Linked DNA regions of Homo sapiens: region 2 is linked to region 1. The links are chromatin loops, found by intact Hi-C in ENCODE. Cell type or tissue: PC-3. All regions are shown on one strand. Links, peaks and the distances in the headings refer to the core of each region. The heading gives the core; the rest is flanking DNA. Region 1 has its middle 610 kb from the start of MIR297. Region 2 has its middle 510 kb from the start of LINC02945.

The links. Hi-C counts contacts between places; a loop is a spot of excess contacts. Peaks named below come from ENCODE experiments on the same cell type or tissue, not always from the same donor. Only the 100,000 strongest peaks of a DNase experiment are listed, where the experiment ranks them.
Region 2: it touches region 1 in a loop (13-fold over the local background); 1 of 110 quality-filtered maps calls a loop at or near these places.

The regions. Positions count from the first base shown.
Region 1 is chr4:111,473,177-111,477,584 of GRCh38, reverse strand. No RefSeq gene overlaps it. Among named protein-coding and RNA genes, the nearest start is that of MIR297, 610 kb to the right of the region's middle. In PC-3, for the core only: a CTCF peak has its summit at 2,396 (motif pointing right); no DNase peak of the experiment used is centred there; H3K27ac peaks cover 465 bases.
Region 2 is chr4:111,601,333-111,605,740 of GRCh38, reverse strand. No RefSeq gene overlaps it. Among named protein-coding and RNA genes, the nearest start is that of LINC02945, 510 kb to the left of the region's middle. In PC-3, for the core only: a CTCF peak has its summit at 2,685; no DNase peak of the experiment used is centred there.

The DNA.
Region 1 (4,408 bases), core at 169-4,168:
CTTAAATATATTTGCAAATTTTAAAATATATATTTAAAAATAGAAAATAGATAATCAAAAATAAAATTTTAATAATGATAATCTTTTTAATCATTTCCTTAATTAAAGTAATCAAACCTGGAAAATGAGGAGAGATGGTGACGAGAGGTAGGAAGGGCTGAAAATAGGTTAGTATAGTTTCAAATAATATAAATCATTCATGATTTTGGTAACTAGATAAATATGTTTAAAATGTTTTTTAAAAATAAAGTACCACCAGTAGAATTTATAAAAATTAAAAGCATATTCACTAATGCACTCAATACTTAAAAAGTTAGAAAAACAAAAGAAGTTAAAGCCAACAAGAAAGCATTAAAACAAAAGTATCAAGATATCAAAATGTTACAAAGTAGTCCCTTCTTGTCCGCAATTTTGCTTTCTGTGGTTTCAGTTGCCACAATCTGAAAATATTACATACAACAAGATATTCTGAGAGGGAGAGAGAGAGAGAGAGAGAGAGGGAGAGGGAGAGGGAGTGGGGGAGAGAGAGAGAGGCCACACTCACATAACTTTTGCTATATTGGTCTAATTGTTTTATTATTAATTATTGCTGTTAATCTCTTACGGTGCCTAATTTATAAATTAAACTTTTTCACAGGCATGTATATGTAAAAAAGACATAATATATCCAGTGTTCTGTACTATCTGTGGCATCGGGCATCCACTAGGAGTCTTAAAACATATCCCATAGATAAGGGAAAAGTATTGTATTATGTGAGAAAAGCAAACTTTGAAAAGAAATATATAGTATAGGCTATTAAATCCAAGAATGAAATTTATAAAATGTTAGTAGTAGTTTTCTTTGGTAGTAGAATTAGGAATTATTTTTTCTTTATAATTGTCTTTGTTTTATACCTGGAGCATAAAATTACTTTTATAATCAGAAAATAAGCTTTTTTTTCTCAAGAAAGAGAAGAAATGAATGTGACTGTCATTGTAGACTAATTCTAAACTTATGTGAACAGAGAAAGTAAGAATTGAGGAGATTTGAAGAGTTAAGAGTTTGAAGCAAAAATTTAGAGGTATATAAAAAGATAGACTACATATTTGTGGAGCAAGAAAGATGAGAAGTTTAGCTTAGATTTGCAGTTGAGTTTTTCTCAAAGACTTCTCCCTAGAGCATAACTTAAATGGAGAGAAAGCATGATTGGTTCTAATAAGATAATGAAATTTATAAAGTCTTATCTACTCCTTTTTTTAATGCTATAACACTAGACACATGGGCACACTCATGAGCTCATAAGAGACCTTAAGCAGCAAAGAAAAATACAGAGCCCTACCCACAATATAGTTTCAAATGGTGTTAAAACAAAACAAAATAAATAAAGTAAAATAAAAAATATTTTTTAACTAACTTCATCCTTTTGGGGGGATATCATATATTGAATTATTAGGGGAAAACATTCTGCCTTTGCTTTGCTAAAGCCTTGACAAGTATTTAGTAATCAAAACTACAATAACTTTGTGTTCTTTCCACAACCAAAATTTCTCTTACATGATTCACTTATTAGCATTAAGGTTTAAGTAACTGAACAAATAATAATTAAACTATGACTTACCACAGGTAATGTCAATTAACAATATTTAATATCTTAGATTAGCTTGAGTCATTGGTCAATGGGGAGTAATCTTGGAGAAGCTAAAGTTTTCTCATCATGACTGTGTTTTGGCCTAAAACTTATAAGCCACACAGAGCAAGCAGTACCTCCCCCACCCCTTCCCTTTTCGTGTTGATATGAAGCCACTGAAGTTTATGGATTCCTTCTGAAAAGAATCATCAAAGCCATTCCAAAGATAGAAAAGTGGGGGGCAGTGATTGAGGGCTGACATAAAATAACTACAGCTATTCTCTGTTCCATGGGGCTGCTTCTGACTCTCCTCTCAGGCTGAATGTTTTTAAACTTTCATCCTGCCCATATTGTTTTTGATGGATGTTCAGCCAACATTCATGTCTTCTGCTAAGTATAGGACCCTTGTGCAATTTACTTAATCTTTGTAAAACAATTAGATGAAATTTATTAAATTGTTCATTTAATCCTTCTACAGACTTTTATTTAGTGCTAAGTGCAAGGCACTGCACCAAGAGATGAGGTTATAAAGATAAATAGAACAAATCTCTGCCCTCATGGAGTTTACGGTCCAGTAGCACATGATTTAAAAAATATTTATATTCTACCACCTATTGTTTCATTACCTTGTCTTCAAATATTTTAGAGAAGGTAGGGAGGCAAGTGAGGCACACATTGGAATTTCCCACGGATCTCATCCTCTCTTGTCAGAGTTCTTTACCTGATATCTGGGAATAACGAAAGCCAGGTCTGGCCAAAAGAGAGCTCTGTCCGCCTCCAGGGGTCAGTCTCTCCTTGAGAATCCTTCCGAGAATTGCCTAAAGCCATTTCCAAGGATTGCAGATGTTCAAGTAGGAAGAAGCCTTCAAAAATTTTACTTGCATAGAGAAACCAGTTCTAAGTTTTCTTTCAGATCTGAATTGGATCTCAAGCAAGTACTTTCCTTTGATTGAGGTAGAGGGGCTTTTGAAGGCGTGTGTGATTTCTATGTTTACATGCACTTTCATATGTCTTTGAAACCTAGAAAAAGATATTTGCCTTAGGCCACTAAGGGAGTGAATATCACAAAAGGGATTAGAATGCTGTACTTTAAAACATCAGGTCTTGTATTGGGTTATTAGATCATACTTTTAATTCAAATAACATCACATATGTCCAATTCAAGTCAGAATCATGAAGGCGTATGACTGAAGGGGGAAAAATAATTGTCTTTAATGTAAACTGAATCTATTAGTATGGATTGAGAGATAACTGCAAGCATGTACACTCAATGTGGTAACATTCCAGCCCTACTAAGATACTGCTCAACAGTCACAGGTGTGTGCCTTCTAAGAGGTGCCTACTGATTAGAAACCCCTTCCTTCATTCTACCTTGTTCTGGAAACTCATTTAGCAATTAGCAAAATGAAAGCATTCTCTTTCTGGAATTTTGACTTCAGAAGAGGGAATTTAATTTACAAAACTGCCTGCAACTAATTAAAATGAGTAGTCACTGTTGGTTTGAAATGGATTACCTCTGGGAAAATCACACTTCAGATTGTCAAAAGAGGGTTTATATCCTGATTCTGAAAAAACATCTCTCCATTGTTCAGTAGACTGATGCTCTTTCAAATTAATGGAATCTGAAACCTGAAGCCACACACAGAAGATGATTGATACTGGAAGGTTAGTTTCATACAGAGATGTTTTACTTCAGAATATTTTAAGGCTCTTATTTCTTATTCCATTCTCTCCCCAAGTCTTTTGATTTTGAAAAATTATTTTCATTGTGTAATTGTGTATTAATTAATTAATTAAATTGTGTAATAGTCAATGAAATGAAATTCTGTTTTATATTTAAATTAGTTCCAGATGTAAAATATTTTTTAGCTCACCAAATATTTATGTGTACTGAACATTTTCACGAAGACTCTACACACTTAATCAATTTTGTGTTAGTTTCAACCTGATATTACTGTGTGTGTCATAATCAGAGGATGCACAGCAATAATGCTCCCAGGTTTCAAGCAAATCTCTATATGCCTGAATGCTATAGTATTTTAAAGCAAACAATTTCATTTAATTTGGAATTTCATTTTTATGACATGGAAATATTCTATGGACTCCATTTTCTTTCATTAACTAACTTGAATTAATTTAGTCTAATTATAGTAAAATAGGCCTATTACCATTATCTTCAGAGAGTTGATAACAAGAAGTGTTCACAACATGTCTGTTTATGTAACTAGTACTCAATTTTTTTAAGGAAGTCAATTAACTTCTGAATAAATAGGATTAAGAAATAATAAAAATTAAAGGAATTCTGTGTTCAAATATAAATATCATTAACCTACTGCTCATAAATATAATGGCAATCTAAACAAAAAAAGTTCCCTCAAATTTGAATGGGGATAGATGACATAAAATTAAGTGAATCTCAACAATGCAAGAAAATGAACAAGGGCAGCATGTCATATTTTGGACTTATCACGTCAGTAGATTCAGAAAGAAATTTCTAATTTAATTCTTCTCTTGGGAATACTAGGTTATACTATATGACCAAATTTGTAAACTTTACACAAAATTTTGAATTTCTGAAGAGACTTGAACTCTTGGAACCACAGAAAAGAGATACTACTGTTTAACTTTCTTAAATGATCAGAAATTTAATTTCTAATCACAAATGGTCAGTGCTTTTAAACAAGATTTTATTACATAATGATGTTTTAAAATCTCTAAAAATACTCTGAAGTGAAGGTAAAATGTTAATTTATTTTTAATCTATATATTTATTTGCATATATATATATTTTATTATGCCTT
Region 2 (4,408 bases), core at 266-4,265, 130 kb before region 1:
TCTATAAAACAAGAGTGGTTCTTGTACCCTTCTACTTGCATACTCTTTTGGATGAATATTGAAATACTTTTCTATCAAGGATATATTCTGCATATCTTAGAAGAAAGGCACTATGGAAATGCAAATGGAAAGACAAAACACTTATTAAAGAGAGAAACTGAAAAGGCTAAATTTGTCCTTTTCCTTTTTCACTTATTTAATTTTAAATTATTGGTTCTACTACTCAAACTTTGGACTGCATTATCTAAATGGTTAGTTATCCTGCCATTTCAGGAGCTGGTCCTCCAGCTTTACTTGATTGTCAATTTTAATGTTAAGTCTGTTAATCTTTAATTTTTCCTAGGTAAGTGGGTATGACTGACTGTGTATCTTATTGAGTAGTTGGTTCTGAAAATACTGTAGACTCATTCTATAAAACTCATGTTTATACATGTCCAGCTACAGAAGTTTTGTGTTATGTAACTAAAATTAGTAATCTGTTCGTATGAACAACTCTCTTAAGTGACAAGTTTTTCTTGTACATGAAAAGCTTGGTGCTAATATTATCCCTGATAGTATGTTGAATGTTTAGATGAGCAAGAACCTTTTTTATTTCCACTTAGCAGTTCTCAGATTGATCCAAGAAAGAAAGCCCAATGCCTGAGGAGAACAAATAATGTGGAGAACTTGTACTATTCCCCAGAGGATGCATAGACACAAGCAGGCAGCTGAATATAAATATTTTAAAGTCCTTATCATTAAAGCTTATATACAATTGTATAATACTCCATAATGTTTTTGCTTATTTTGATTTTAAATATTATTTTCCTTCTGAAATTTTCCAATTAAATTTATGTTTAAGGACATGCCATATTTATTACTGTAACAATACTTTGAGAGTATTTCTAATTGAGGTTGGAAATAAACAGAACAAATATGAGGGGAACTTTTTCTTCCTTTGGGTAGGAGAAATAGTAAAAACCTATGGCTTTTTGCTTGAAATTTTATACAGCTGCTACTTATTTACTGTGTCAGAATTTCATCCATATTTGGTAACTGTTAGTAAAGAATTTAGATAATCCAATTATTTGTGTTATCTTCCCATCATATCAACTGGAAAAGCATTTTTTCAGATTATTTCCTCTATACTAGTTGAGGTCACAATTACTGTGTGAACTTGGGAATCCTGCTGAGATTTGTAAGCAGATAGGGAAATGTTGATAGGCTAATTGCATAGACTTTGCATTATGTGAAATGTTGAAAAATGCCTTGTATTTTTAATATTACAATATCATCACCTTCTTTACAAAAAAATTATAAAGTTGAAATCTTATATCTTTTACTCTTTTAAAACTGTAGGTCATACTCTTTTAGATAAGATACTATGAAATTAAATATCAGCTCTCAGAGTAATAAAATATTAGAATTAGAGTCCATACTAAAGAAATATTTGCAGAAATTTGTCAAACACTTATGAAATATATAGACATAGAGACTGCTATTTAAAATTTTTTGACAGTTCAAAATTTGAGCCCATCTGATCATGGTTTATCCATTACCCTTTTTATAAACTTCCCTCCTAATTGAAAATGATTTTCATTCTAAAAGGTTTTTCAAGGCCGGGAGCAGTGGCTCATGCCTGTAATCTCAGCACTTTGGGAGGCCAAGGTGGGTGGATTACCTGAGGTCAGGAGTTTGAGACCAGCCTGACCAACATGGTGAAACCCTGTCTCTACTAAAAATGCAAAATTAGCCGGGCGTGGTGGTGCATGCCTGTAATCCCAGCTACTTCGGAGGCTGACGCAGGAGAGTCGCTTGAACCCAGGAGGCAGAGGTTGCAGTGAGCAGAAATTGTACCATTGTACTCCAGCCTGGGCAACAAGAGTGAAACTCCGTCTCAAGAAAAAAAAAAGATTTTTCATTGTTGTTGTTTTTTTTTTCCAATATCTGGTTTCTCCTCAAACTTCTCAACTCCTTGCTTCTTCAATATCTCCTTTCCCAAGAATTCCTTACCACTCCCTTATATATTTCGGAACTTTCTTGAAAACAGACCGTTTTTTAGATTGAACCATATGAAATTGCTGATAATTGATTATTTTTCGGCCTACAAAAATGACAGATTTATGTGGTTCAACCTCAACTTTGTTAACTGCATCCTAAAAGTTATTTTCTTCTTTTTAATGCCAGATTTCTCAAACATGGAATTTAGTTTCTTACAATTAAATGTAAATTCCTAATCTTTTATACTCTATCTCCAATCCACTTTACCCGTTTCCCAAAGGCAACCAATATTCTTGAACTGTCAGTTTAAGTTACCTCTTCTGAATTCTTTTCTCTTTTGCTTATTACAGCTTTTGAACATATTGACATTGCACTGGAGACTTTTAGAAACTGATTCTTTACTTTAGTGTCCTGGCAGCACTTCTACTTTTCTGACCTCTTTTTGTGGCTTCTTCTTGCTATATTTTAACTGTGGGTCTCCTCTACGTCAGCCTTTGGGACCCAGTTTCTTTTGGCTTTAATTTTTCTTCTTTGGAGACTCTCACACATGCTGATTGTACTGATGGTTGTTTTGGGCCAGACTGTGTTCCCCTCAAATTCATATGTTGAAGCTCTAATCCCCACCTAAGAATGTGACTGTCTGTGGAGAAAGGGTCATTAAAGAGGTGAGCAAGTTAAAATGAAGTTAAAATGAGGCCACTAGGGTGAGCCCTAATTCAATCTGGCTGGTGTTTTTATAATACAAGAAAATTTGCACATACACAGATACACCAGGAATATGCTTTCAGAGAGGAAAAAGCCATGTGAGGACACTGAGAAGGTAGCCACCTGAGAGTCGAGAAGAGAGGCCTCTAAAGAAAATGCTGATACCTTGATCTTGGATTTCCAGCCTCCAGAACTGTGACAAAATAAATTTCTGTTGTAAAAGCCACCTAGTCTGTGCCATAGCAGTCCTAGCAAACCAACACAATGATCTGTGCCTTCCCCACTTTTATTTCTGTAAAATAAGAGTCATAGTAAATGTTTTATAATAAACAAAATGATGCTTAAATGTTTGGGGAACTTTATGAATCTACTATATTGAGATTTATGATGCACATGGAAGATTAAAGACTCAGATATTCTACAGTAGGGAAATATTTGACTCAGTGCTTCTCAATCTCATACTTATTTGGCCATGACAACTTTTCCTTTTCTTTTTATATATTGCTCAGTATCTCCTAACATCCTGTGGAACATACTTGGAAAATGTTAGCCTATCTCCCACTTTAACCTCTAAATGTATTTACAGTTATATATGTCTATCTGCCTAATAGCCATTTCATAGTGAACTAGGTAAACAGACATGTCAGTTTAGTATATATTGACTTTTTGGTCTCATTTTTGAACAGGAGTTTGTTATGGTATGTGGTATGTTTGGTGTACTACTGCAATTGGTCCTCAAGAAATCTTCTTGTCTTTAGTTTCTCTTTCTCTAAGGCTAACCATACCGCATGATGTTATCAGACTCAAATTCCATGATTTTTTATTCCCCAAACTACTTTTATTATAATGCCCTACTGCTCAAAAACCTTTAATTATTCTCTATTATCACAAGTTTATCACAAAATTCTTAGGTTAACATTTAAGGTCCCTTCAAAATCTGACTCCAACCTATATGTAATTTTTCTGTGTTATTCCTTTATCAGAGCTCTCCATTCTATCTAAGATTATCTGAAAATTTATTAATTCAGGTGGGTTCAAAAAACATTTACTGAGTATCAACTGGATTGAGAGTCTATGAATATCTACTGTGAATCAAATATTGTGCTAGTTCTGCAAATGCTGTGGGCTCTCCACCTCCCCTCCCCTTTGGACATTTCATTCTCAATAATGCGATATAATTTAACAGTCATTGTGACTCATTCATCTCACAATTTCTGAGTATTTGCTACTTGGTCGAGCCCCTGGGAATACAGCAATAAATAAAAGCTCCCAATATGAGAAAAAGACAAAAAGAAAAAAATGAATACTTTAGACATTCATATATTCTATGAAAAAATACACTAAAGTGATAGGGACAGCTGGAGAGAAAAAATGATCAGGACGATTTGCTGAAACAGAAGTAGAGGAGGAGTCATCTGAGAAAATCTGGATTAAGAGAATTGCTGGCAGAGGGAAAAATTGCAGAGGTCCTGAGGCATGGCAGAGCTGTGATGTTTGTAAAATAAACAAAATTGTTAAAAATTGTTTGATTATTCTAGTATTAACAACTAATTATTATGTCTATATTCCCAGTTATCATGATTGTTATTTCTCACTGTCTTTGTTTAAATCCTCCTGTTAACCCGAAGGTAAGTCTAAGTCTCCTCTGCAAAGTCTGCATGTCCACTACCATCTTTCATGGCAAACTATTTCTCTTTTGAGTCTCAGCATGTGTTTGACTACA